Regions from separate parts of the Homo sapiens genome. Here all the other regions are linked to region 5. A link is a loop called in an ENCODE intact Hi-C map of the cell type or tissue named here. Cell type or tissue: endothelial cell of umbilical vein. All regions are shown on one strand. Region 1 overlaps PLXNA2 (plexin A2). Region 2 has its middle 39 kb from the start of LINC02767. Region 3 has its middle 23 kb from the start of LINC02767. Region 4 overlaps LINC02767 (long intergenic non-protein coding RNA 2767). Region 5 overlaps CD34 (CD34 molecule). Region 6 has its middle 5.7 kb from the start of MIR29B2CHG. Region 7 overlaps PLXNA2 (plexin A2).

What was found. A loop is a pair of places that touch in the nucleus more often than their neighbours do. Peaks named below come from ENCODE experiments on the same cell type or tissue, not always from the same donor. Only the 100,000 strongest peaks of a DNase experiment are listed, where the experiment ranks them.
Region 1: a loop joins it to region 5, with 14 times the contacts of the local background. A loop is called at or near these places in 10 of 110 quality-filtered maps.
Region 2: it touches region 5 in a loop (8-fold over the local background); 27 of 110 quality-filtered maps call a loop at or near these places.
Region 3: a loop joins it to region 5, with 5 times the contacts of the local background. A loop is called at or near these places in 27 of 110 quality-filtered maps.
Region 4: a loop joins it to region 5, with 12 times the contacts of the local background. A loop is called at or near these places in 106 of 110 quality-filtered maps.
Region 6: a loop joins it to region 5, with 5 times the contacts of the local background. A loop is called at or near these places in 14 of 110 quality-filtered maps.
Region 7: a loop joins it to region 5, with 4 times the contacts of the local background. A loop is called at or near these places in 3 of 110 quality-filtered maps.

The regions. Positions count from the first base shown.
Region 1 is chr1:208,091,967-208,095,966 of GRCh38, reverse strand. It overlaps PLXNA2 (plexin A2), which reads left to right. Exons shown (of 32, transcript NM_025179.4): 9 at 3,067-3,181. Among named protein-coding and RNA genes, the nearest start is that of LINC02767, 130 kb to the right of the region's middle. In endothelial cell of umbilical vein, a CTCF peak has its summit at 2,017 (motif pointing right); DNase peaks (open chromatin) are centred at 1,456 and 1,966; H3K27ac peaks cover 1,358 bases.
Region 2 is chr1:207,995,953-207,999,952 of GRCh38, reverse strand. No RefSeq gene overlaps it. Among named protein-coding and RNA genes, the nearest start is that of LINC02767, 39 kb to the right of the region's middle. In endothelial cell of umbilical vein, a CTCF peak has its summit at 1,984 (motif pointing right); a DNase peak (open chromatin) is centred at 1,982; H3K27me3 peaks cover 441 bases.
Region 3 is chr1:207,979,902-207,983,901 of GRCh38, reverse strand. No RefSeq gene overlaps it. Among named protein-coding and RNA genes, the nearest start is that of LINC02767, 23 kb to the right of the region's middle. In endothelial cell of umbilical vein, a CTCF peak has its summit at 1,738; no DNase peak of the experiment used is centred here; H3K27me3 peaks cover 1,537 bases.
Region 4 is chr1:207,961,374-207,965,373 of GRCh38, reverse strand. The region is part of intron 2 of LINC02767 (long intergenic non-protein coding RNA 2767); the gene reads right to left. Among named protein-coding and RNA genes, the nearest start is that of LINC02767, 4.4 kb to the right of the region's middle. RefSeq lists enhancers at 674-1,203, 1,890-1,949, 2,010-2,109. In endothelial cell of umbilical vein, a CTCF peak has its summit at 1,637 (motif pointing right); DNase peaks (open chromatin) are centred at 1,663 and 2,303; H3K4me3 peaks cover 772 bases; H3K27ac peaks cover 1,775 bases.
Region 5 is chr1:207,882,840-207,886,839 of GRCh38, reverse strand. CD34 (CD34 molecule) reads left to right here. Exons shown (of 8, transcript NM_001025109.2): 8 at 1-4,000. Among named protein-coding and RNA genes, the nearest start is that of CD34, 26 kb to the left of the region's middle. In endothelial cell of umbilical vein, a CTCF peak has its summit at 1,615 (motif pointing left); DNase peaks (open chromatin) are centred at 1,169 and 1,539; H3K27ac peaks cover 931 bases.
Region 6 is chr1:207,826,393-207,830,392 of GRCh38, reverse strand. No RefSeq gene overlaps it. Among named protein-coding and RNA genes, the nearest start is that of MIR29B2CHG, 5.7 kb to the right of the region's middle. In endothelial cell of umbilical vein, a CTCF peak has its summit at 1,653; DNase peaks (open chromatin) are centred at 1,642 and 3,682; H3K27ac peaks cover 1,842 bases.
Region 7 is chr1:208,219,245-208,223,244 of GRCh38, reverse strand. The region is part of intron 1 of PLXNA2 (plexin A2); the gene reads left to right. The region is part of intron 3 of LOC105372884 (a long non-coding RNA gene); the gene reads right to left. Among named protein-coding and RNA genes, the nearest start is that of PLXNA2, 23 kb to the left of the region's middle. RefSeq lists an enhancer at 3,287-3,581. In endothelial cell of umbilical vein, no CTCF peak of the experiment used is centred here; DNase peaks (open chromatin) are centred at 2,114 and 3,394; H3K27ac peaks cover 4,000 bases.

The sequences.
Region 1 (4,000 bases), 210 kb before region 5:
TCGATGCTAAGCTCCTTTAGGGCAGGAACCACGTTGTAGTCACCTCACAGTTTCCCCATGGGGCCTGACACTTTGTTTGGACAGAGTACACTGTACATAAATACTACCATATTAAACCAAATGGTATTTACTCTCTATAGTCTCTGAATCCTTGGATGCCACCCCAACACACCTAACCCCCAACTCTCAGGCCAAGATAGTAAAAAGAGAGTCAGAGAACAGGAACCGTAAAAAAAGTTCTTCATTTTCCATCACTTGGTGGTGACTTTGAAGGTAGAGGCTGACAGTGAGTGGAGTATGGACATGTCACCCACAACCAGATGAAGAGGGACTCCGAGATAGCGACTCGGCTATGCACACAGTCACCCACAGAGGAGGAGCAGGGAAGGGGGAAAGTAGCCTCTCTCAGCACATGATAAAAAGACCTGGATGGGGAGGTGGAGCAGAGGCCTTCACTCCATCATTTTTTAAATCCATCCTTCAATATTTTCAAGAGGAAGGGAAACCAGACAGGCCAAACCACAGCCTTCAGTGGGGCTTGACTTTAGTTCTACGGACCTCACCAGCCATTCCAGCAGCTGAATGCCTGCCAGTTGGTGCCCACACGCTATGAGACCCCACAACTGTGTGAGAAGCTGGGAACATTTCACAGGGAAAAAGCAGAAATGGAGGGAGTGAAACCCCTACTTAGTTTCTGCTGATCCTCCCTGGTAGAGAAACTGAGACCCTTTCCACAGAAGCTGGGAACTCATACACCATTTGGTTTAGAAAGAAGGAAACACAGGCCTCTGTAATAGAGCCACATAAGGGTCATAGGACCAAAAACCCTAGACATTCAGCAAGGGGAGAGGTCAATCAACAGCTCCATATCAGAGGAGGCAGTGATTCGGAATGTTTACGGACTCATCCTTCCCATTGTCCAAGGCAGGAACCACTTGGGATCCACATCATAGTCAGGTCTTCAGGGGTATCCAGTCTGTAGGGTCCAAGCTATGGGCATGAAGGACTCAGCAATCAAGATGGGAAGAGGGTCTGTTTGCAGCTAAACCCTAAAGGAATCTTTAGTCATTAGAAGAGGCAAATAAGCTAGTCCTCCTTATTCTCCATTTTTCTGAACTTGATTTTCATAATTAGAATAATCTTCTGGAGTTCTTTGGTCTCTACATTAGTCAAGGAAGGAGCCCCATTGGGACAAATAAATAGATGTGCTGAGAAAGACAGAACAAGTGATAGAAATGGCCTGGTGGGAACCAGGGAGGGCAGAAAGGGACTGAAGTTGAAATAGACAAAGCTGCCCTCTAACCACTGCATTTGAATCCCAGCAAACCCTGCTTTGGGAATGGCAAGCATCTGGGCAACAGAACTTCTTACCTCCTTCTCAAACTCCAACATGGTGGTGATGGAATCCATTGTTTGTGAGAGCAATCTTATCTCCATGGCAACAGAGTATGATGTCACCACTTTCAAAGATGTATTGCTATGGCAACACAGATGCTGTCACAGGCAGCAAGTTTTAACAGAAAAAAAAAAAGCAGGTCTCCTTGACAGCAAAGATTCCATTTTAATGCCAAACACTGCCTCTCTTGCCCTTCTCTACTGGAATTCAGTTAAAATTCATGGAATCAAGTATAGTCCCCTCCTTTTAATAATTTGCTGTAATAAAAGTAAACTGAGGCCCACAGAAAGATTAGTGCTACAATGAAGGTCACAAAAGTAGCCAGCGGAAGAGCCACATCTAGCTAGAGCCCCAATAACCATCCTCCTTAGGCCCTTGGTCCATTTTCATTATTTACTTGCTGAATCATAAGATGTTACCAAGAACCAGTCTATCTGAGAGTACATGAGATAGCATGAAGCTCAGAAACTAAAAAAGTCTGGGCAATGGAGAATGGGATAAAAATGCTCTGAATGGGAAGATGAAGTGTAAATGGGCTAACCAACCCAACATACTATGGCCTGTGAGCCGGTGACCCCTGGATCAAGCCCCAACCACCCAAATGTAATCAGAGCCCCACCAGGTGGCGCCAGACTGCAGACCTGGTCCTGTCCATTCCAGGTTGGCCTAGTTGTGAAAGACTAGATAGAGTAAGGGGGCTGCGAGGAGGAGCAAGACTAATCCCCCCTACAAAACCCATTTCCATTACAATGACCTGATCACACACAGAGAGCCAAAAGAATATACACAGTCTCCAGGTGAAATTGGAAGGAAAGAAGTGCTCACCCTGGCAAGAAAAGCACATACCACACACATATCCTACTGTTCCATGCCTGGGGGAGTGGGACAAAGTTACTACTTAATACTATTAGCTCCCCCAAGCCCAATAATACAGATGATATGAACCAATTGTTAACACTCAAATGTTATTTAAGAGGTTGAAATAACAGGTAATTTAAGCGCTTGACAATAATACTCACATTTAGCATGGCATTTTTCGAAACCATTTTCTATGCATTATCTCATTTGACACCAAACAGCCCTGTGGCATAGACAGGAATGTTTTATTACAGGCGGATGAAGATACTCCAATTCAGAGGGTGAAGTGACTTACTCAGTGTGACCCCAGTGGCAGTGGCAGAAGCAAGTCTATAATCAGATATGCCCAATTCCTGTCCCTGTACTCTGCCGGCTACCCTGTCTTTACAAGCAGTGAAATATTGGGAACTGTTTAGCTACCAGCATTCAGAAGAAAACCTAGTTTGCAGCATTGCCAAATTCTGTGGCGCAACTATTTCCACCATGGCCGATTTCAAACTACCACCATGATGTCTATCAGCTTGCAAAATTCCTGAAAATGTGAATAATCAGTTCTCATGAGCTTATAGAAGCACACCCCTGCTTTGTCAGTTATACTCTTATCTGGTCTCATTTTCTTTCCAATTTTCTGTTCCCATGAATATCATGGATGGAGAATCCACAATTCTTGGTGCTAGAGGATGGCCCACCAGTCTTCCCTCCTGAGAATGAGACTAGGATTTAAACACAGGTTAACAGACTTCTATCATGACACATGCCACCTTCCCTCTTTGTTCTCTTCTCTTTGCCTCTCACCATCTCTGTCCTTGCAGGTGCCTGTCCTGTGTCAACAGCGCCTTCCGCTGCCATTGGTGCAAGTACCGCAACCTCTGCACTCATGACCCCACCACCTGCTCCTTCCAGGAGGGCCGGATCAATATTTCAGAGGTAAGAAGGGCTTACCCTAACATGGCAGTGTTCCCAGTGAGTCTGAGTGGCCCCTCCCTCTTTAGATGGTCAGTCCAATGGCTTGGCCATTTTCTTGCCCTGGCCCATCTTGGCCGTCTTGCCAGAAATTCTGCATGCTAGAAAGCCCTGTTATTATAAAGCTCAAAAAAGTAGCAGCAAATGACCCCAGAGGCAGAGGCTATGTCTACTAGACTCCTAAGACTCTATGCATTCAAAAGCTTGAAGGTAACTGGGGGTTGAGACTGAAAGCTTAGAGGAAACATATTCAACCAAACAGACTCCCTGGTCTAGAAGAGTGTAGTGAATGGCATTTATTCTTTGAGTCTAGCCCTTTGCTTGGCTGCAGACATAGTCTAGTTCAATAGAACTTTCACTCGCAACCATTCTTTCATGCCAACTTCTCTTCCAACTCTAAAATTCAATGATTCTTTGACTCTGATGTATAACTGGGTGGGTGGCCTTGTAGAAAGTGAGAAAAAATCAGCTAGTGAAAAGAACCAGGCATTGCTAAAAGTCCTGTTTTATTATACAGTCGAAACTCCATCCCTAAAGCCTGACCCACCTTTGTTATTAACACAGTGAAATATCAAATTGCTTATCTTTCTAATGGGTATTCCATTCAATGGTTATTCACTGAAGTCTACTTTCTTATATATTCATAGCATGTCTCAGGACAGTGAAGCCTGCTTGCTCAGTCTCCCTTTCTTGTGTCGAAAGCTTTTCATACCCCAGCATGGCCAGTTGGATTTGAACAACTATAGAGACATTACATAGTTGCCCAAATGCACGTGTGCATAT
Region 2 (4,000 bases), 110 kb before region 5:
AATAGAAACTCACTTTCTTCTTCATAGTAAGCTGCAATTTCAATAACTCAAAAGGCCTTTTCTGAGATGGAGCCATTCTCCTACCCCCACCTCATCCTCTGATGATGTAGGGGAGGACAGGTGCCTCTTCCAGACTCTAGGCTGGGAGAAAGGCCTCACTGGTTCCTGAGCACAGCTGTCCCTTCTTAGTGTTCTTCCTGCCTGTCACTCAGGTGACCAACTGTCCTAGTTGTGTCCCAGGAGGCTGAACTTTCAGTGCTAAAACCAGGCTAATACAAGGAAAACCAGGACAGTTTGTCACCCTACTGCCACCAGCTGGGGACAAGGGAGCAGCCCATCATTCATGCATTTAACAAGGATTTGTTAAATACCTACAATGTTCCAGGCACTTTTCAGGTGCTAGGAAGTAGCAGGTTACAAAGCAGGCCAAAACGTTGCCTGAGCTAGGTGTGGTAGCTCATGCCTTGTAATCCCAGTGCTTTCGGAGGCAGAGGTGGGAGGATCACTTGAGGTTGAGAGTTTGAGATCAGCCTGGACAACATAGTGAGACCCCAGTCTACAAAAAAAATTTAGAAAATTAGCCAGGCACGGTGGCTTGCACCTGTAGTTCCAGCTGCTTGAAGTGGGAAGATCACTTGAGCCCAGGAGGTCCAGGCCACAGTGAGCTATGATCATACCACTGCACTGCAGCCCAGGTGATAGAGTGAGATCCTGTCTCAAAAAACAAAAAACAAAAAAAAAAGGAGAAGAAGAAGAAGCAAAAAAACAAGTTTGCCCTCAGAGACCTTACATTCTAGTGGATGGAGCAAGCAATACACATGATACATAAGCGCATTGTATGATGTACTAGAAAATGACAAGTGCTGTGAAGAAACATGAAAGGGCAAGGAAGGTTGGTAATGAAGGGCAGAGGATGCAATTTTAAATAGGGTGGTCAGGGTAGGCCTCACTAAGAAGGTGGCATTTGAGCAGAAGTTTGAGGGAGGAGAAGGAAGAAGTCCTGAGATACCTGGGGGAAGGGCATTCCAGGCAGAGTGCTCTGCCAGTGCCGAGGTTCAGAGGCAGAGCTTGACTTGCATATTCAAAGAGCCCCACAGGGAGGTCTGTGGGGCTGGAACACAGTGAGCAAAGAACAAGCAAAGGGGAGAAAAGCACCAAAGTAGTCAGAGAGGTCAAGTTATGTAGGGGCTCTGTAGACCCTTGTAGGGTCCTTCGATGTTTTTTACCTGGAATGAGATGGAGGCAGGGACATGATTCAATTTATGTCCTAACAGAGTCACTGTGGCTGCTGTGTTCAGAATAGATGACGTGGGGAGAGAGGGAGAGCACAGAGGCTGGAAGAGCAGCCAGGAGGCTATAGCAAGGGCACAAATAGGCAAGGATGGTCCCATAGGCCAAGATGGTCACAGTGTAGGGAGTGACGAAAGCTGGATTCTGGTAGAGCTGACAGGCTTTCCTGATGGGGCTTGGGTAAAAGGCGTGAGAAAAATAAGAAGAATCAGCATGGCTTCCAGTACTTGAAGCCAGAGAGGCGAGTATTAAATCCTCAGAATAAATTATATCCATTTCTAAGACCCATACTACCCCAAAGGACGTGCACTTGAGATATTCCTGGATTTAAGTTAGAGACTAAGATGCACTTCAAATAGGATCGTTAAAACTCTGGAGTGTGGCCTTTACATGCAGAATAGATTTTCATTCATTCCTGGGCCTGGAGTGGGTGGATAACATGGCCACACAGGTCAGCTCTTTAGCCTGGTGACTCCAGATAGCCCATTAGTTAAGAAGGTCGGACCTGCTCTTAAACTCTCTGGAACTCAGTTTTCCAGTGATTGGTGTGAGAATTAAACAGGATCATCCTCATAAAACACTTAGCACAGAGCCGAAAACTTAGAAAGCGCCTCATTCCTGGTGGAGTTAACACCCACTGATGATACTCTTAGAACGCATGGTGTTGAAGCTGACAGTGACCAGCAGAGGACACCATCAGTAGAAGACGGTGGAGCTGCACTGCTGGGGAGACTGGCTTGGCTCCAACTAGCTTCGCACAAATGAGGGATTGGGATTCACAGTTTTCCTCTCTCCTCTTTCTCCTCACTCCTTTTTGCTGAATTTTAAATTTCCTCTGGATTCTCCCCCTCATTGGAGAGATCTCCTGCTGTGCAAAATGGGTCTTCTGGTTTGAGGTCTCCCCTGCTCAAAACAGCCCCAAAGCCCTGGCATTAGGGGAAAATAACGTAACCATCTCCAGCATCAGTCAGCTCTTACCTCTGCCCCAAAGCCCTGCAAGATACCCAGAGACTGGATGACTCTTCCAGTACCCTGGGCATGGGAGGATGGAGACAAGCGAAGATAAGGTTTGTCCAATTTGTTCTGGTCCCAGGAAATTCTGCTTCTTATCTCCTCTCCCATTGCCTCATCACATTGCCAAAATTACCTCGATAATATAATTCTTAATTTAAGAATTCATTTTCACTTCAAGAAAGAGGAACACTGCAGCCAGATAAGAAACTCCATCTGTCTTCAAGAAAAAGGGTCGTGGATTTGGGTGTCACGAATCCTGTAATATCTTAAATTAAGGTGCCACTTCTGAATGCTTTCTTCATATTTATCAAATGATTATTCTACAGAGGTGAATTTAATATTGTTAAAATAATGATCATGCATGTTTAATACATCAATTTAAGTTATTATCTCCCATGCTATAAAATGCAGGATAATTTCATAAATAATTATAAAGCATTTACAAATGTCGACTTAATGCAAAGCGTTCTTGCTAATCCTTTATCTTTCACAAACACAGAAATAACGATTAGATTCATGGAATGAAAAAGGGAGGTTATGTTCTACAATGTGTCACCTCCTCACTGAATGCAAATAAGAAGGCCAAAAAAAAAAAAAAAGAAAGAAAGAAAGACAGACCTGGATTGAAACAGTGCTTCTTTCCTCTTTCTTGATAGATGGAAGATGCCTGTCCACAGTGTCATTATTCCAGGCTCAGGGACCCTTTCTCTGCAGAGACTGGGGATGGGGCATTGACTCAGATAAGAAGAATTCTTTGAACCTCTTTTGAGGAAGGCTATTTCTGCTTTCTGCTGTTGCCTTTGGGGAAATAGAGAAGTGCAGTACAGAGGCCTGGCCATGTGGTTAGACTAAGAAGCACTTTTCTCCATGCACCTGACATTCTCACAACACATACATAGGCAAAGGATGGACAGGATAACCCTAGATTCCTGCCAGTATGATCCAGACCTTCAACCCTTCCAGAGGATGAATGGAGTTAAAAGTCACTAGGAGTCAAAAAAGATTTTTTTTTAAAAAAGCACCATACATATTCATTCTTCAGTCTGCCTGTGAATAACACAGAATTAGAAAGACAAGGGATGCCCTCAAAGAGCTTACACCCTAGATGGGGAGTCTGAATATTCACGTTCGAAACAATTCGGTACTACTTACAGGACAGGATAGAACTGCAGTTAAATTAGCTCTATTAAAATTAGGTTGATGTTAAGTTAATCAAGGAAGGTTTCTTGGAAGACGTAAATTGGAGCCAGGTCAGATCAATGAAATCAAATAAATCAAAGATAGGCTGAAGATACTGAGACAATACATGGTTCCCTTCACACACACACACACACACACACACACACACACACACAAACATACATACGTACATATATGCGGGGAGCACCTGCCGTGCACCTAAAGCAACTAGTGATTCCAGCAAAAGGGGTTCCTAACCAGCTCATGGGTCATCTTGCTGCTGATCCAAGCCTAGCTCTGCAAAAACAAACAGCTTCCTAATTTCAGCGACTGTGTTTAAAGCTGAGATATGGAAAAACAAAATAGGAGAGGAAAAACCTTAAAGGTTCCAACGCTGGTCTATCAGCTTCCTGTCACAGTCTATTGCCACTATTCACACACCAGCAGGTCCAAAGTGAATCCCAGCTGTTGACTGATGCTTCAAATCTGGGGAAGAGATGCGGCAGGGGGAGCTGAT
Region 3 (4,000 bases), 97 kb before region 5:
AAAGGGATCTTGAGACCAAAAGTTTGAGAGTCCCTGCTGTAGCTCACTGTTCCTCACCACTATCTCCTTTTTTGGGGCTGGAGCCCTAATGTTTCTCCTGTGTCCAAGTCCCAGGGTTAAGTTTCTGAACCACAATGCCAGGCCCAGACTACTCCAGCCCCCTCCAGGGATTCCATTTTGGGGTGGCCCATGAGAGCTTCAGACTGCTGTGTGTCCCACTGTCCTTACCACCTGCCCCTGCCCACATAGACACACATGCACATACACACCGAACAATTGGTCCTATATGGAGTGAAAATCAATGTCTTCCTAGTGGCAGCATTTTCATCCTGGGCAAATCAACCTTTTAGGGCTTATCTTCCTCACCAATAATACATGGTTGTTAATACTAAAGTCATCCTCGTTGGGCTGTTGTGAGATTTAAATGAGACTTTGGGTGTGTACTAGATATTCTGCATCTGCCAATCTCCTCTCCTCCCTTCCCCACCCTGCTCTGTGCTCCTGGAGGCTTCCAACTGGGTCTTCCAGGAGACTCCAGAGGAAGAAGATGAGAGGGCTGATCACCCTGCTGCATGCATGCATGTGTACACATGCGTGCACACACACATGCACACACACGTGCACACACACATGCACACACAGTTTGGCAATGCATCTAAGGGTTGGACAGCCCCGGTCTCATGCAGAGTAACTCCTCCTTCCCTGGTCCCAGCATGCCCAGGGATGGAACTTTGCTCTCGCCAAGGTGCCTTACCCCACTTGTTGGTTTCCTTTAATAGCCACACCTTTGTAAATAGCACTCCCTTAAATTATCCTCAATGGACTTGTCTGAGTATGTCATTTCTTTCCTGCAGCAACCTTGACTATATAGGGTGTGTAATATTATAATCTTGGATGTGTCTGTACCAAAGAAAGACCTGTTTCTTTCTGATTTAATGTCTTCTATGACCACTGGGCACCCCCACTTCTGAGGGATGCAGGAGAAGATGGGGATTTTATTCCACTCGGCGCAGTTTATTCTTAGCACCACTTACGTTCAAGGAACTATTCAGAGAGTTTGCAAAGATGCCCAAGGAATAATTCCTGCCCTGAAAGGGAACAAATGAACATCCTGCGCTTTCCCATCTTTGTGCCTTTGCTCACAGTGTTCCCCTCACCCTGAATGTTCTCTTTCCATCAGTCTAAACCCTCCACTATTACCTTCTTAAGAAACCATTCCATATCCCCAAACCATAAATAAAGCCTTTCTCCCCCAAACACTTCTTTTAAAGCACTTATCTGTTTTTAGTTTGTATTATTCAGTTTGGTTCAACACACATTTACCTGGTGCTTATTTTATGCCAAGCCCTAGGCCAGATGCTGAGAAGTGCAAGGAAAAATATTACACAGTTTCCCCCCTAAGGGAGCTCACTCTCTAGCTGGGGAGACAGAAACATAAATACTTACGATGCAAAGGGAGAGAGGTCGTAACAGAAGTTTGTACAGAACTCTACAGGTTTTAGTTAAGGGAAACACTGTGGAAGCATCTATATAAATGTGGGGCAATCAAGAATATTAGAAGGATGGCACTACACTGTCAGGTGTAGGTTAGGGGAGGCTGGAAGCTTCAGCCTAACAGAAGTCCAGCACACAGGCACATCCGACATGGCACAGAGCATACAAGCAACCATTGGGCAAGCATGAGGCTGTGCTCTTGTTTCCCTGCTACATCTATTGATGGCCTGCAGGGGCGGTATAGGACCACCCCATGCCCTGGTGCCTGGTGGGCCATGGACCAGCTGAAGCTTGATGTCTGATGAAAGGGCTCTAGCTGCTTCCCATCTAGAGTCACAGACCAGACCATAAACTCTGACAGTGGTGCCAGCATAATCCCCCAAACAGCCAAACCTCCAGGGGTCATGAGGCTGAGCACAAGCCCAGATCAGCCATTCTGCAGGAGAAAGCTGGGCAATTTGAAATGATGTAAATTCAAGATATCCTTCTCTCCACAGCTGCACAAGGTCTTGTAAACTCACTATCACAATGAAGAGGACCAGGGAGAGGGAGAAGACATTTCGAAGACTGAGCATTTACCCCCCAAAAGAATGAGTCATTGTTTTCTGACAAGATGGCCAATGAGCATAGGCTACTGGCTCCCACCTCCAAAATTAATCTTGGGGAAACCACAGCAGAGAAAATATACCATGGATCTGATGATCCAAAGATAAAACAGTGAGAAATTCCAGGAAGACCAAAGGCTTCTGAAGACAGAGATCCAGTGTGTGTGAAGGAGACGGGTGGGTGGATGAATGGGAATAGAAAAGGGAGAAGCCCCAGTGGGATATTAGTTGCTCCAAAGTTGTGGTCTTGTACCCCCTCTACACACACATGCACACACACACACACACACACACAAGGTGACCATTGTCTACCTAGAACAAGCAGCATCATAACCAAGTCCTCAGAGATTCCAAGAATATAATCAGAGAAAACCAAAAACCCTATTAGGATAAGAGCTAATGGGACCAGAAATGGACTTCTGTCTGCCCTTGGGCATTCGTTCATCCATCCTACATCCTCTGCTGCCCCTTTAACCCTGAAGCCTGCTGGATCTACTAAAGGGATGGCCACCTCCCAAGTCTGCTTCTTTGAAAGGAAAATACTGGACAGAGGGGTTGCACAGTAAGAAAGTAGCATCTAAAAGGGATCCTAAATTGGGAAGGGGGATAGCAGGTTGCTGGAACATATCAAGAGGGTTTCTGTGGAACCAGGGGCTCTCTGGCTTGGAGCTCATTCCCTCCCCTCTTATTTAAATTCAGCAGGAAGTAATAGACTAAGATTTCAGATGCTCCTTCACTACACAGTACTGCGCAGAATAACTGACAGCCCCAAGGGAACATAAGTTTACGGGCCAAATTAATTTGACCTCAAGGAATAAAACCACTTTAAAAGAAAGGCAACAAACTGAACAATACGCATCCTGTGAACCAGGATAATTGAGACAGATACACCAAGATTTTAAACAAGCATAATAAATATTCCCAACAGAAGAGAAGATACTAAAATATGGAACAGGTAGAATAAATTATAAAAAGGAAACAAATAGAAATATTGTATATGAATGATTTGAAACAAACAGAAGGGATAAATTACTGGATGGACATCCCTGAAAGCAGAATTTCTAAGCTGAAAGATCATGTCGAGATGTTCTCCCGCAGGGCAGCAGCAGCAGATGAAAAGATAGAAAATATGAAATAAAGGCTAAGAATGTTGTGACTTACATTTACTTACAATATGGTTATAAGTAAACTGAGGTGCTAATATCCAAACAATGAGATTCCCAGGAGGTGAGGAAAAACATGAAGGGGAGGAAACATTTGAAGAAATAAGAATAAAAGACAAAAGACTTCAGATGGAAAGGACTTGCACAGTGCCAACAAGAATAAAGAAAAACCCACACCTAGAATACTTCAGTGAAACTAAGAATATTAAACATACAGAAGAAGGCCAGGAGCAGTGGCTCACGCCTGTAATCCCAAAACTTTGGGAGGCCGAGGCAGGCAGATCACTTGAGGACAGGAGTTCGAGACCAGCCTGGCCAACATAGCGAAACCCCGTCTCCATTAAAAGTACAAAAATTAGCTGAGTGTGGTGGCACATGCCTGTAATCCCAGCTGCTTGGGAGGTGGAGTCATGAGAATCACTTGAACCTTGGAGGCAGAGGTTGCAGGGAGCCAAGATCAAGCCATTGCACTGCAGCCTGGGCAACAGAGCAAGACTCTGTCTTGAAAAAGAAAAAAATCAGAAGAAAATTCTAAAAGTTTCCAGAAAGATAAAACAGTCACCTAAAAAAGTAAGGAATCACAATTTATTAGATTTCTGAAGAGTACATTGGGCATAGGAAAACATGGAGAAAAATACGTTTGAAGTATTAAAGGAAAAAGAATATTGAACCTAGAATTTCATATCCAGCCAAATTGTCACTTACATGCAAGAACGCCATGAACATATTTCCAGGAAT
Region 4 (4,000 bases), 79 kb before region 5:
ATCATAAAAACTTTTAACCATGTGGCATTCTGGATAAATCTGTTTATTTGTTTATCCACAATCTCCCCACACACACACTACAAGACACAAGCTCTATACGGGCACTTTGTATATGCCTAGCACCTACAACAGTGCCTAGCATACAGTAAGTCCTCAGGAAACGTGCAAAAAATGAATGAACTGGATGTCAGGAGACCTGGGAACGAATTCCAGCTAAGTTACCAGCTGGCTGAGTGACCTGGGCCAGTCACTTCTCTCTGGATCTCAATTTGCCCCCTGTGTGGCAGGAGCATTGTGCCAGATCTACGATAGAATCAATCACCTAGTCTAGACATTTCTTGAAGAACATGGGACATTGTGTCACCCTACCAAATCCATGCTGTGAGCCTTCCAGATCCATGTTCTGTCCCCGACTTCTTCCTCCACAGTCATGAGGTGCTTTGACAATCTATACAGATGCAATGTGACGGGGTCACACAGAAAAATCCCAGGGGCCTGCAGCCAGAGGGAATGTGTGGAGGCTACGGAAAGGAATATCCTTGAACGGAATGCATGACTTCTGCAAGAGTCATAGCTTCATTTCTGCACTTGCTCTCCTCTCACCAATAATCCAGGCACAGAAACCCTCCCCCGCCCTCCTCCCTCGGGGGCACAGGATAATGTTGATGGATGGGATGGAGTCTGGAGCTGAGAGGGCATGGAAAAGAGGGGAGCCCTCCTTAGCAGACCGTCTTGGGGCACACAGGTGGAATGATCGAGTAGCCAACATGCACTTCAGCAAGGGCAGAGTGATGTTTTTCATGACTAATCTTCAAACCCCGGACGAGAGGAAACACATTCCAAAGCGACTGCTTGAGACAAGAACAGGGTGGGACGCAAAAAGTTAACTGAGAATCAGGAGATAGGAGAAGACTCAGCCACACCCAGCCAGTGAAGATGAATTTAAAGAGAACTCTATGTAGTGCGGCTCCCTGGGTGGAACAGAACATATGATTCTCGTGCCAGAGTGTGGGTTCACCCCTCTCGCCTAAACCTTCCGTTGTGAGGTGTGCCCTTCAGACAGTTATGCTTGGGTGGGCCCCGAGCAACCCCGCCACCCTCCACTCTCACCGCCCCCGCACGCTTGCAGAAAGCCAGCCTTTCTGGAATGGTGACTCGTCGGGGTGTACGATGTCTTCGTGGGGTGGGCAGAAGGGATGGTATTCCCTGTTTGCAGCCCCTGGGGTGGCAGGCGTATGTTGGGCCTAGCTGGCTCCTATTTCTGAGTCTTGACACCTCCCCCGCTGCCTGCCTCCTCCTCCTCCTCCCTCTCCCCTGGGCCGCCGAGCTGTTTGGCCCGCGGTGCCCCGCTCAAAGTCAGGGCCAAGGCCAGGGGAGGGGGCAGGCGGTGGTTCCCAGCACTGCCCTCACCTGATATTTACTTTCCAGGCTGTTGACTCCCAAACAATACAGTGCACGCCGATTTGCAGGGTACCTTCCGTCTACTTTCCCAGTAAACCACTCCCACCAAGCAAACACGCAGGGTTCCCCTGGCCCGCGCGGACCTGGAAAAACACAGCGCTTGGCTGGTCTCCCTGGCTGGCCGGACCCGCCGCCTTCCGGCCAGCGCACCTCCGCTGCGTGGAAGCGGCCGTGCCATGGCGCCTTGCGGCCACGAGAGGGCAGCCGCGGGCCGCAGAAACACCACCGCGCCCGGCTTCCCGAGCCTGCGCCTGCGCAGACCCGAGGCCGACCCGAGGCGGTCGCTGGCCAAGCGCCCGGCCAGCGCTTCCGGCTGCCGAGGCTGCAGCCTTCAGTGAGCTGTGGCTCTGCCGCCCCGGGAGGGAACAAATGGCGGATTTCAGGCCTCCGGGCCATGCAGCCTCCCTCTGAGGCCCCAAAGGCGCGATAGAGGCGGTGAGATGCGGCTGGAGCTGGGAACGAATTCCCCGGCCGGCTGGGAGGCCGCCCAGCCCGGTGCGCTGACCGCACTCGCCTTGCTTTCACCCCTCGGGTCGCCTCTCGCACCTCGCAGCCGAAAGCCCCTCCGCTGGGTCACGTTTCTCCATCCCGCTGCAGCCTGAGCAAGGTCGCCTTCATCCTTTACAGACAGAAGTTCCTCTACCCGGAGGCCCGGAGCCTGGGAGAGGGCCACTGGGAACGTCGCATTTGCAGAGCCCCAGTAACCGGGCTGTGGACCGTCTTCTTACTGCTTGAAGTTTCAGGCTCAGAGCAGGAAACGATTCCAGAGCTCAGCCAGGCACCGATGAGAAGAAAAACAGAAGCAGCACATTGCCCAGGGCCATGGAGCTTGCCAGTGAAGAGCAAACCAGGCCACGTAGGGCCGCTGCTTGGGACCCTGTCCTGGCACCCCCAGCTCTTGGAGAAAGTCAGCGCTCCCAAGGCCTCCAGGCCCGCCAGCATCGTCTGGCCCTGACTGCTCTCCACCATACCCCACTCTCCACTGCAGCTCTTCCCCATGTCCCGGCTGTGCACATCCGGCTCCATGATCCCAGCCGCGCCCAGCTTCACTCTCTGCCCAGCAAACTCTTGCTTGTCTTCTAGGTGTTGGCTTAGAAAACATTCTCCCTGCAAAGTTTTCTAGGCGTTCCCCGCACCTCTCACACAACCCTATGCAACACTGTATTCCAGGGTAGCCCACACAGAACCTCACCTGCTTGTTCACTTATCTGACCCAGAATACGAAAGGCCCACACTAGGTCTTAATTAATATGTCCCCTACATCCCAGCTGCCCCATCCAAGTCCCCAATTTCTGGGCCCATGTACTTTTTACCGTGTTGCCCACTGGCCCTTTCACTATTGTAACTAAAATAAGCAGATTTATGGCCTAGAAGACTCTATGCTTCTACGTCAGAACAAGAGCCTGCTCTTTTCTAATTCCTGGGAGAATATTATGACAATTCTTGCTTCTGAAGCCTGGAGAATAATTTCCAACATGACAGTCTCCCTACTTCTGTGGTCCGGAGGGTACTTTCTAACTTGAGTTATTCTCATTATTCCACTCAAGAGAAGTAACTGCAAAACAGGTGTTAAACCATGCAGTAGGATTTACAGAGGTTGAGGGACTCCATGAGTCCACTTGAACCAGAGCAGCACGATTTTTATTTTTTAGGTAGGAATTTCTTTTGGGGGGAAAATAAGGAGCCAAGAATTCTATTAATGCTTTAAAAATGTTTTAAGTGGGAGGAGGGTGAAGGGACAAGCAACTCTACTTTCTGCTCAATATTGCTGTGAACTAAAATTTTTCTAAAAAATACAGTTGATTGATTTATTTAAAAAATGTTTTAGATGTCACTACACTAAAGGATTATAAAGTAGAGCAGCTGAAGAGCTGTGGACAATTGTTAACAACTAATCATTTCCAAAGGCTGTACCTACATTCCCAGTGAAGCACATATCATAACTTCTCAACCTAGGGAGCCTTTCCCTTCCCTTTTATGTGGAGTCTATTTATTGTCACCCATTGTTTCTTCTTCCCTGACACCAGGGAGTCTGATTTTTTATGGGTGTAGTTAGGAACTGAAAGTTTGTTTCTTTGTTTTTTTTGGTTTTTTTTTTCAGAATTTGTTACATTTATAGAAAAAGTTGCTATGTTACTTATTTGAAGAAGAGTTGAAGCTTTTATATTTCTCTTTTAAAAATGTTTTGTTTGAGGCCCTAGGGTTTTTGTTTTTTGATAAATGCTCCCTCCGACTCAAAGATGTCCAGGTGTTAATCCCTGGAACCTGTGAAACGGCTACCTTACAAGGCAAAAGGAACTTTAAAGATATAATTATATTAAGATTCTTGAGATGGGGAGAAAACAGTGTTAGGGAAAGAAGGAGATGTGTCCACAGAAGCAGAGGTGGCAGTGATTCAATGTGAGAAAGACTCGGCTGGTCACTGATAGCTTTGAAGATGGAGAAGGGGCCGCAGACCAAGGAATGCAGGTGGCCTCGAAAACCTGGAGAAGTCAAGGAAACAGTCTCCCCCAGAGCCTCCAGAAGGAACAGTCCTGCT
Region 5 (4,000 bases):
TCAGTCCCCCAACAGATGCTTTTCTGTCTCTGCCTCCCTCACCCTGAGCCCCTTCCTTGCTCTGCACCCCCATATGGTCATAGCCCAGATCAGCTCCTAACCCTTATCACCAGCTGCCTCTTCTGTGGGTGACCCAGGTCCTTGTTTGCTGTTGATTTCTTTCCAGAGGGGTTGAGCAGGGATCCTGGTTTCAATGACGGTTGGAAATAGAAATTTCCAGAGAAGAGAGTATTGGGTAGATATTTTTTCTGAATACAAAGTGATGTGTTTAAATACTGCAATTAAAGTGATACTGAAACACATCTGTTATGTGACTCTGTCTTAGCTGGGTGTGTCTGCATGCAAGAGTGACACCCTCCATTAGACCTAGCTAGACTGTGCAGTGATGTGGTGGGGAGGACCAGCCAGGGAAGAGGGAGCACCTCAGCAGACACAGGCACCAGCCAGGATGCTAAGGACCTTTAGCCAAGTCTGCCAACTATTCTCCTCCATGGGGAGAGGAAACATCCATTTCCAGTGGTAGAAAGGCAGACCCGAATGTACCAGGGAGCTTCCAAATGGAGGGTGGTATGTTGGGTTCTTAGGAGCTGTACCCTTCATGAACACCCTTCTGAGAAGAGGAGCATGCTGATCACTGCTGCAAAATATGCAAAACAAAGGGAAGGGGCAATGTCCTGTGCACCCTTTATTATCAGGCCACCCCCCTCCCCAGCCCCCCAGGTCAGAGTAGACACAGTGAAGGACTATGTGGGGACTGTTGTTCTAGAGACCTGGCAGCCAACTCAGGGAGGGGGCTGGTTTCCACCCTCAAGATTAAGACAGCAGCCTAATTAAAAAAAAAATCTGTAAGCATGTACCTCCCCCCAGCTTCCAAAACAACCCCCACCCCACCCCTACCAGGCCATAGGAAGTTGGGGAGGGAGTGCTGAGGAGCTCCAGGAAACACTCCCAAGTGTGTCGACAGTGGCAGAGGCAGTTGGGGCCAAACAAAGGTTGATTCTTCCATTCTTATCTCCATAAAGCCAGACCTTTCCCTTCAGCACTCCTCCACCCCCATCTCCTTCTTGCTTTTCTCCAACTCCTCTAATCATAGGTTCTTCCCTAGGACAGAGGGGAGGCGAAATGATGAGGTTCAGAGTCTTCCCTCAAAGGCGATGGCTGCCTTGAGGGTTGGAGCAAAGGATGATGAGCAAAAGACGATGGTAATCAGTAGGGAAGTCCAGCCCACTTGCATCTAGTTGCACATCTTGCCTTGAGAGTAATCCAGTGAGGGTCTGTCCCAGCTAGGACATCAAGTAGGAGGGGTGGGTTCAGGGTTCAGATTCCTAGGAAATATGGGAGGAGAGGAAAAGGCAACTTGGATGCACCTCCAGCTTCAGGCCTAGCAACCTGCAATGCATCTCACCCTGAGTTTGCTGGAATGTGTATGTATGCTTTGGGAGGAAGGGCTGTGTGTGTATTGCGGGGTGGGGTGGGGCAGCTGGTTCCCTCTGACAGCTGGACAGCTTGCCCTGAAGAATTTGCCTGCTTTCTGGAAAAATCCAACTTTCCCACCGTGGGCCTGAGCGTCCTGGTACAGCAATGGCGCCACCTGCTGGCCTTATTGAGGTCCTACTGCTCAGCCTCAGCTCAATCGCCTCCATGTTGGGCTTCTCTCCCTGGCTGCCCCACCCTCTAGTCCAATTTCTCTTGTACACAAAGCTCATATAACTATAGAACGTCACTGTTGAAGAGAACTTTAAAGATACATTTAATTAAACTCCCTTATGGTATAGTTAAAGACAAACTAAGGCTCAGAGAAGGGAGGTGGCTTGCCCAATCACCCAGAATTCCAAAGTCCTGAATCTGTAGTTTTCCCTTCCATCATATCATCCTACTCTTCTGCCGAGTCCTCCGTGTTACTCCAGTTGGATGTCATGAAGCCAGTGTGGCAGTGTGAAGATAGGTTTGGGACTTCACTTCTGGAGCATTTCATCAACATAAGCTATCCTAGGCCTGGCCAGCCAAGCAGGTCCTGGAGGAGCCCCAGGACAAAGATCACAGGAGGCCATGAGGTTCGGCTTCTTCGGCGCCCACAGTGAGCCCAGGAAAATTAGCTGTAGGGTATTACACTGTTGACTATGGAGAGCATATCTGGAATTATCTTCAGCCAGATTTTCATCTGAATGGATAAATGGGAATACCATCTAAGTCCAGATAAATAGATCACTTCCATCTCATCCCTTCTAGGTAGATTAATCCCACACTTCCTCTTCACACAAAACCAGTAATAGGTCATCGATTTTGTGCAACAGGATGCTGCTTCTCTTCCTAAAGCCCCCATCGAAGAGGCTTCCAGCCACCATTCAATCATTCATCAAGTCTTATGATGTGCCAGACACTGCGCGAAATGTGCCAGAACATCTGTTATGTGCCAGACACTGTTCTTGAGACTGGGGATACAGCAAACACTCATGAAGCTTATAATTCTAGCAGAAGAGGACAGTAAACAATGTCATCTCAGTAAGTATATACATGTGTTTTCAGGATTGAGAGCTATGAAAAACATAAAATATATTGAGAATAATGGTTGGTATTTTACATATGGTGGTTACTTTTAGAAAAATAACAGTGGAGAGCACAGCTTCACTTGAATGAAGTGGAGAAGCAGGTTGTATGCCAAGCTGGGAGAGATTATCCCACACAGGGGAAAGGACAAGTGCAAAGCCCTATGATGAAAAGCTGCCAAGTGCAGAAAGCCTCAGATGGCAGGGGGCAAGATGGCCATGAGGTTGTGTCAGTGAGTGGGGGTGGGGAGAGGCAGGAGGTCAGACTACATGGGGCCTTTTTAGTTGTAGATTGGGAAGCCACTGGAGGGTTTTGAGCAGAGAAGTCATATCATCTGCTTTATGTTTTAAAAGGATCATGCTGGCTGCTGAGTAGAGAATAGAGGTTGAGGGATAAGAAAGTAGAAGGAGACCGTAGCAAGAAGAACGATCATGGCTGGGAGCAGGTGATCATATTGGCAGTGATGAGATCAAGCAGAATTCAAAAAGTGGTTTCAAAGTAGAGGTAACAGGACTTGCTCAGTCTATTTATTTCTTCAAATAATAATCATATTTACAATGATAGTAGCTAACAGTTTTTGAGTGCTTACTGTATGAAAATTGAGATATGGTGCCAATATTTAAATAGCATATTTTACTTAACATTCACAGAAACCCTGTGAAGTAGGTTCTATTATCTCAGAAAAAGAAACTGAAACTCAGAGAATAACAAGGGACTGTGTTACGTGCACAGTGGCAGAGGCAAAGATGAATAGGATGTGAGTTTATTTGAACCCCAAATGTTTAAATCTTGGGGATAATACAACACACATTTAAACAAAGAAGCAAGAAAAAAAATGCACAACAGAAAGTGAGAAATAACACGAGGAAAGACTAAATGAAGTGCTTTGTATCTAGATGTGGGCAGGACCCTTTCCAGCTGAGAAGATCTGAGACTGGGTCATGAACAGGTGGTTTCTGAGTGGGTCCTGTAAAAATGAATACGATTTTGATGATAGTAATGAGTAAGGACATTTGAGACTGATAGAAGAGTACATACAATATGTAGTGATGGGGAAAGATAAGGTACTGTCAAAGGACAATGTGTTTTCTGGTATGACAGAGAAGTAGAATGTGTTAAGGGAAGCCGAGTACCAGAAAGATCCGGGTGTCACAGTTTGTGTAGGGTGTTTAAAGCTAAACCACAGAGTTTAATTTTATCCAATAGAAGAGGAGCCACAGAAGAGTTTCCATTTATTCATTAATTTATTCATTTATTCAAAAAATATTTGAGTGCTTATTATAAGCCAGGTACTATGCCAGGCACCTGGGATAAGACATAGTCCCTTCTGTCAAGTCTTTACATTGGGTGGATGTGGGAGGGACAGATGACAGAACAATATGCATTGAGTGTAAGTGCTATGGTATAGGAAGCTCTGAGTGGGAGGGGCATGGAAGCCGTGGAAGACCATGGA
Region 6 (4,000 bases), 56 kb after region 5:
CTTATCTCGTCAATATGAAGCTAGGTATGGTTGTGTCTGGTTAGTACTTGGATGGAAGATCTGAGAATGCTAGGTATTCTAAGTCTTTTGAGGTGTTGGTAGGCTTTTTCTTATACCAAATGCAAAATCTTTATGTCACCATTGTTGTCATTCTCATCATCATAGTGATAGCTGGGATTAATTGAGCACTTATTCTGTGTTGGGCCTTGTGCTGCATTACTTCTGTATCTCACATCCTCTCCAAGAAAATCCCAATGAAGTATAGATGAAGCTGAAACTAGAAACTTAGAAAGGTTAAGTAAGTTGTTCAAGTTTATATAATTAGTCAAGAGGCTGCACTAGAATTCAGATTCAAATCTATCTCATTTTAGAGTTAGAGTTTTTAACCACTAAATGTAATATTTTTGTTTGGTAGTTAAGTACTCTATAAATGTTGGTTGAATGGCAAGATTGCTCTGACAGTCCAGCTGTTCTCCATGGTGTCACTAATGATGATGATAGCACACAGCATTTTTTGAATGAATGCTTGCAGTGGTAAGCTCTGTACTAAAAGATATGCATTAGTTAACCCATTTAATCTTATAGCTCAATGAGGAAGATTACCCCCATTTTGCTGATTAGGAAACTGAGGCCAGAAAGGCCAAGGTAACTTGCCCAAGGTGACACAGCTAAATAGTATTAGGGGATTTGGATGCAAGCTGTCTCCTAAACTGTGTGAGTCTGTACTCTTAATCACTATGTTGCTCTCCACAAAAAAATAAGGCTGATTTTTATTTTTCTGTGCTTTTCTTCTTGCTGTCCCCTTCCTTAGCTAGTGATGCTATTTCTTTACCAGTTCTTGCTCATCCTATTCATTCTCAGAAGCCCAGGCTGGAGTTCTCTTCTCAGACTATGCATGTCCACATCAAGCTGGCTTCTCACAATTGGCCCCTCAGTGTATTTTCCTAAACCTTACTTGTAAACATGTTAAAATGACCAGATTTACAATTAGTGATCTACACCGTAATAGCAGACCTATTTGTTTGTCTTATTTCTACCAAAGAAATGGAACAGGGAGCTCAGAAACAGACCTATATGTATCTGGACACCTGATTTATGATGAAGAAGGCACTGCTGGGCAGTGGGGAATGGATGGTTATTTTAATAAACAGTGCTGGTTCAACTGGATATCCACAGGAAAGAAATGAATCTTGATCATATACAAAAATAAATTCCAAAGCGATCATCAATCTAAATGTGAAAATTAAAACAAAACTTCATCTACAAGATAGCATAGAATATCTTTATAACTTTGGGGTAGCCATACATTTCTTAAAGAAGACACAGAAAGCACTAACTCTAAGGGAGAAGACTGATAAGTTGGATGTCATTAAAATGAGGAGCTTCTGATTATCAAATGACATCAATAAAAGAGAGTGAAGCCAAGCAGAGAGGAGAAGATATACTCAGTACCTATACCTGGCAAGTGGATTCATATCCAGAATATATAAATAACTCCAACAAATCCATCAGTAAAAGAAACCCTTCCCCCTGGACAGAAAAAAGTTCCATACTGAACAATTGTGAGTTGTATGCAGTTTTCTTCTCCCAGTGCAAGGTTCTAACCAGTATGTCCTGGATCACTGGCACAGCCTGGTGGCTGGCCTTGGGAACTGTCTGATCTGGTGGCTCTTGGCATTTTCTTTTGTGTATGGACTGTGGGCCCTTCCTTTCCCATGTGCTTCTTCACTTGCTATTGGTTTGGCCACAAGAGGCTCCTGTCTCATGAATGCCTGTGTCTCTTCCTCTTTTCCTTTGGCTTGTTAACTTTTGATCAGTTATTTCGAGAATATTTCTCTCTGGCTTCTTCCCCCCGCCCTTCCTTTTTAATTTCCCTTTTTGTACCTTCTTGTTTAGCCTAAAAACTTCTGGTTGTAAAAACCATCCTAAAGTGTCTCCAAGTCTTTGGGGGAGTAGGCTTGTTCTCTGGGGCTCCAGAGGCAGAGTGGAGACCTGAAGGCTAATATTTCCCTGCAGAGAGATTTCATCTCAGTTGTGTTCCACTTGTCTGAACCCTCCAAAGGTGTGGTGGGAGTTATTGAATCAAGTTGGGGCTAGACCATGACTTGGTCACGGTGGTGTTTGTGGAGGGTACTGTGTCTTGAATGGGCAGCTGGATTATGATAAGCCCTTCCAATCTTATCACCAAAGCCCTGGATGGACGTTTTGTGGATGTCCAGAGAAGCGCTCTCAACTGGGAGACAGAGCCAGTATATCAGCATGACTTTTCTGCCTAGCTGGCAGGTCAGGATGCACACATATTATTACTACTTCAGTTAAATCACGTATACTTGGAAGTCATTTCGATACACCTCTCCACCTGCAGCCCTCAGGGAAGTTTTAAATTTTCCTCATTTTCCTCTATGCTTATTATTTTCCTCAAATGGCAGATGTGTGAGGTAAAGTTTTCCTCTTTGGGTATGTTCTTTATTTTATTTAATTCCTCACTCTGGCAATGCTTGCTCTTTTTTTTTTTTTTTTTTATTACAAACGTATTGTATTTTAGACACATTACAACCAGGAGAACAAACTGGAAGCTCTATAGGTATGTTCTGACCATTAAAATATCTGGACAGTGTTAAAAAAAAAATCAGGAGTTTAACATAAAGCTAGTTTTCCGCCTTGCCCTGAAAACCTGGATGATCTGGACTCTTTGGGTCTCTGTTCCCAGATGGTCCCCAGCAGGCAGAGCCAGGAGGGTGGCCCATCAGGAGTGGCACGGTCCTTCCACTGGGCACATCCCCTCCCCAGGCCACTGTACTCCTTCATTACCTGCATGGCCCCTGAAGACACTGGAGTTGATGACTTCCTGGAGTGGATAAAATGGGCTTTTGTGAGCTAGCCTGGGAACCAAGCAGTATGTTTGATATTATTTCATTGCAAAAGTGGATCTCAGCTTTTAAAGTAAGCAGATGTTTTAAATATCAGCAATGCAAATTTGGGAATACTTAGCCTCAGCTGGAATGTGTGTGTTCTCCATGATGGACTGTTTCTGATGCTTTTCCTGTGCTGTATCTTGGCTTAGCACTTAGTAGGTACTTAATAAATGATTTACCTCAGGTGGTAACCAAGCGCCTGTTGTCCACCAGCTCCCAGGGAGTGAACAGAAATGCCATCTTGCTGTGGACTGGGCCTGTCAGTTCCACCTGAGACCAGATCGCTGCCAGATTTATCTAGAACATCCACTCTAGCTCTAGATAACAGAGATTGGAATGTGTCCTCTGCACAGCTTCCCTGTCTGGAGAGCGAGGTAAAGACCTAGACCCCGTCGAGTTGGCCCTAAAGAGGAAACAGGACAGGGAGGCCGGCATGAAGCCGGCATGAAGACTGCTTTTCTGGCTGTTGCCTGCCGAACTGGAGTTTGTGGCCGGTACACAGTGCTTGCATTCCACACCCTGAACAAGGGCGGGTCAAAGTTCAGCTCATTCCCCTTTAAAGAAAAAAATTCTTTGTCTTTGGCATTTCGAAGTTTTGACCCAGATCAGTCGGAGGCCACGGAATGCTCATGAAGTCTGGAGAGTTTGTTTAGTTCCTGAGTCCGGTAGCTGCCGAGGAGCCAAAGAGAGCCGGCAACCTGTTGGGCTTGAGCTGAAGCCTTGCCTTTTCAAGTTTGTGCTGGCCTGGCCTCCCCAAGCCTCTGAGGGTGAGTAGAAGGAGCCAGCACCTTTTCCCCACTCTGAAGTTATCTTTACCCCCTGAAATCAAACACTGCATGCAGCACCCTGTAAAACTGCTTCCTTGTAGGCTCGAGCGTGCTTGCTAAGTAAACATCCTCCCATGTTTTTGGAACTGAATTCATTTCTGCTTCCTGGTCATCCCATTCGGGTTTTTTTGTTCTTGGTGCCTTGTAGAATCAGGTTAATAGAAGGAAGACCTAGAATTGGGCAGAGGTACCTAAAATGACTGTTTTAATCCTGCCTCCTCCAGCCTCCTCATATAACTGGCTGTTTTCCACCGCACT
Region 7 (4,000 bases), 340 kb before region 5:
AAAAAAAAAAAAACAGTGGGTTGGAATAATCTTATAATCTCCCTCAGCATTCTCCTGCTTTAAAGGCACTACTCATTAGAAGGAAGAGCTGAAGGAGAAGACGGACTCCTCTCCATCATGGGAAAGGAAGGAGGCTAAGTGACTTCCAGGAACAGCTGCTAACTTCCCTGATTTCACAGCCCTCATTTTCATGCTCATCTTTTCCCTACCACCGTCTGGCTCCTCAGAGTGTGTGAGCTCCCTAGTAGGTGCAGTAGTAATAGTAGGCACCCTTTGCTGTTATTGTTATGAAAACTGTCAGCTCCAGGATGGTGCTGGAGGTGACGATGATGTTGATGACAGGGTTGTTAGGAATGGAGTTAGTGGCAAGTGGAGCTACAGATGGGCCCACGGGTATGAGAGCTACTAACAGGAACTTTGACTCAATTTGGCAAAATCGTATTTCAAATCTAAATTCTCTTTCCACCAGCTCCTTTTGCTATAAGGGAAAGCCAAGTGGAAACGTAGAGGCATGTGCACCCAGATCTCCTGAAAAGGGCAATAGGAGAGGGTAGCAGGGAGGAGACAATCCTCTACTGAGCTGAACTGGAAACGCCTGATTGTCATTTCTTCCCTGCTTTGCCACTGACGCCCGCAGCAGCTGATCAGGAAGGTATCAGATGCCTTCACTAGCTGTCACTAACACCTGCCTCCTGAATCCTGATCGGGGAGATGGTGTCATCGGGCCCTCCACATAAAATATTTAGTGGCACTTGCTTCCCAAAGAGGCAAGCGTGGCCTCTCCTTGGCATCAGGAACGCTCCGAGTTACATGTGCTGGGAGACTCTCTTGTTCAGGCGAGAGTCCTGGAGCAGCATACCTGGTTTGAGACTTGGAGTAGGAGAGAGGGAAACTGGTAGAACAGAGACTAGGCAAGTTTTGGCTCTTGAGAATGCATGTGACAAGTGACTTCATGCACTAAACAGAGAGGGATGTGACAGAAAGAAGAAAGCATCATTATTAAGAGAAAACTCCTGAGGTTGACACTAGCAGAAAATTGGGGATAGGAGGAAGTCACACTGGGTATGCAAAGTCAAATGCATGTTTGTTTACCAGTGTCTACCAAACTGAGGATGGGAAATTCATTCTAAGACAGATGATGGGATGGATGGAGGTGAGGAGCTGGAAATAATGACAAATAAATTGCTAATAACAAAGGCTAATGTATCTTAAACACTTAAGATGGCCATGAACTGTTCTAAGTGCTTTTATATGTATTAACTGATTTCATTGTAATAATCCTATGACGTAGCTACTAGTACTAAACCTATTTTATATAGATAGTTAGATAACATCATAGAATGGCTAAGTACCTTGACCAAGTGTACACAGCTATAGGCTCCATTTGCGTCCAGGCACCTAAGTTCAGAGCTCATGCATTTAATTGTTATATCGCACTGCCTCTCACCAGAGGCACAAAGGTGGGCTCCATCCTCCCTTACTCAGAATGTGGATAGGAGTCCTGATCTTTGCCCACTGGGCTCTGCTTGGAACAGCCACTTAGTCACATCAATTTGGCATAGAAAGATGAAGGCTCTCAACGTGCCCTTGAAGTCAGCTGTCTTCATGAAGGCCACACTCCCAAGGTGGGGTGCAAACCTCCCCTCACTGCAGGAGACTGTGCCTCCTCTTGACTCCAGTGTCCAATGACAGCTGCTCCCAGGCGGGCAGTCCCTGAGTCCTGTGAGATGAATTCACTTGGCTGGTTATCAGGAGTGGCCTGTCCCAAAGCAAATGCTGCATGAGGGTGAGAGGAAAACAGCCCAGCTGGAGTGGTCTGTTTAGAACTACTGGCCTGAAAAAAAAAAAAAAAAAAAAAAAAAACAGAAAAAGAAAAAAGCTCCTGACCTAATCAGCCTCTCCAGGTTGGAGCAAAAAACCTCAGCTGCTATTGGAATCACAGACTCCAGGAACTGAAGGAACTAAGCTTCGAGGTAGCATTTTATCTGAAAAAGGAAATCTTATAGGTTGACTAATTCAAATACCTTTTGTTTTAAGATCAAGAAATAGGCTCATGGAAATGCCAGACTGGTCTAAAGTGAGTGACACTATAATTCATGAGTCACACAGGCAGAATGTGAACCCAGGGTTCCTGAGTCTCCCACCTTTCTTCCTGCCCTGTGACCTCATGCCTTCTAGACATCAGGACGTTTCTCATTCTCAGTCTAACTCTCAGGATCCTGTGTTTCCACCAGCCTTCCTGCAGTCTGCGGAGAGGCTATATTGGGACTTGTGCAGTAGTATGACAAAGAAGATCACCTTGGATCTATTTCTTTCCCCTTGCCACATGCTTCCCAGACTGAGCTCTGTCACTGGGTCGGGGAGGCCTAGGGATCAAAGGCACACCCACAGTGTTCATCTCATTGTGGGTGGGAAAGGAAGAATATAAGCAAAAAGAGAAGTCAAGAGCTGTGGCAGGATTTCAGAAGTGCCATCTCCTGTGGAGTCTTCAAAGACAATAACAGGCCAGGTGCAGTGGCTCACGCCTGTAATCCCAGCACTTTGGGAGGCCAAGGCAGGTGGATCACGAGGTCAGGAGATTGAGAGCAGTGTGACCAACATGGTGAAACCCTGTCTTTACTAAAAATACAAAAAAAAAAAAAAAATTAGGCGGGTGTGGTGGCACGTGCCTGTAGTCCCATCTACTGTGGAGGCTGAGGCAGCAGAATCGCTTGAACCAGGGAGGCGGAGGTCTCAATGAGCTGAGATCATACCACTGCACTCCAGCCTGGGCGACAGAGCAAGACTCTGTCTCAATAATAATAATAATAACAAAAACTAACATAAGTTAAGTGCTCACTGTGTGCCTGCAACCATGCTAAGAGGTTGGTCTCTATATTGTCTCATTTACTGTCATGACAACTTGAAAGGTACATACTGTAGTTATTCCCATTCTACCAGAAAGGGACATGAGACTTGACTTGCCTCAAATCCCAAATTTGTTCCCAGATTCTGTCTAACAACAACAAAAGCCACTCACTATTCAAACTGTGTCTTGGGAGGATACCAAGCAGGGAGGTGAGGTGGCTGATCTTAACCGCATACTAAGTCCTTCCATGTTATCTCTGCTACCAGAACCCCCTTCCTCCCCTCGCGGCTCCTCAAGGAGGAACCACTCTCCACCTGGAACCCAAGGAGATTTTCTTCCCAGCGACAGGGGCAGAGAATGGCCTCTTGCAATTCCCCATCCAGCTGGAGAATTTAAGGATTCTGTTATTTCCTTTCCACAGCTCCTCTTCAGGAATTCACGTCCTGCTACCGGCCTCAGGACATAGCTAAAAATAACCTCTGGTTTCCAAACTGAAAGCCCTGTCTGTTGGGAGGCTTTGCCGGTGTGCGCCTGGGGCCGGAAGGGCTGTGTCGGAGTAGCTGAGGTCAGCCTGAGTCTCATGCCGGTGTTGCCTTCCTCTTTCCAAGGAAGCCCAGGGCCTCATGAGTCACCCCGAACACCCTGGGGGAGTCGGGTTGGAGGAGGGAGTTAGGTGGGACCTACTGTGGCACCACGGTGGCTGCCAGGCCGAGGATGCAGAACTGAACAAGAGGAAGGGTCGTTCCTAAAGAAACTCTAGGGGATTCTCTAAGTGGTGTCTGTTCTAATTATAACCCAATCCAGCCAGAATGGGGAGTTGAGGGAGAAAGGCCTCTCCTAAGCTGCCTTGGAGCAAACTCTCCATCCTTCGGGTGTTTCCATCCCTGCCACCTTATGTGCCCAGAGTTCTGTCTGGACTTGCCTGAGAAGGTTGCTGGATGATCTTCCAGCTGAGAAAAGCTTTCTCTGCCGGACAGCTCGCTGCCTTCTCCTGGTGCCGCAGTCACTTCCCACTGTCCCTCTCCATAAGTCAGGACAGTACCATGATAGTGATGGAACAGGCCCTGCTCTCTGACCTCCAGGTCCTGCTCTCTGACCTCCAGGCTCTGCTCTCTGACTTCCTGCCCCTGGCCCAGACTGCCCCTGGCTACA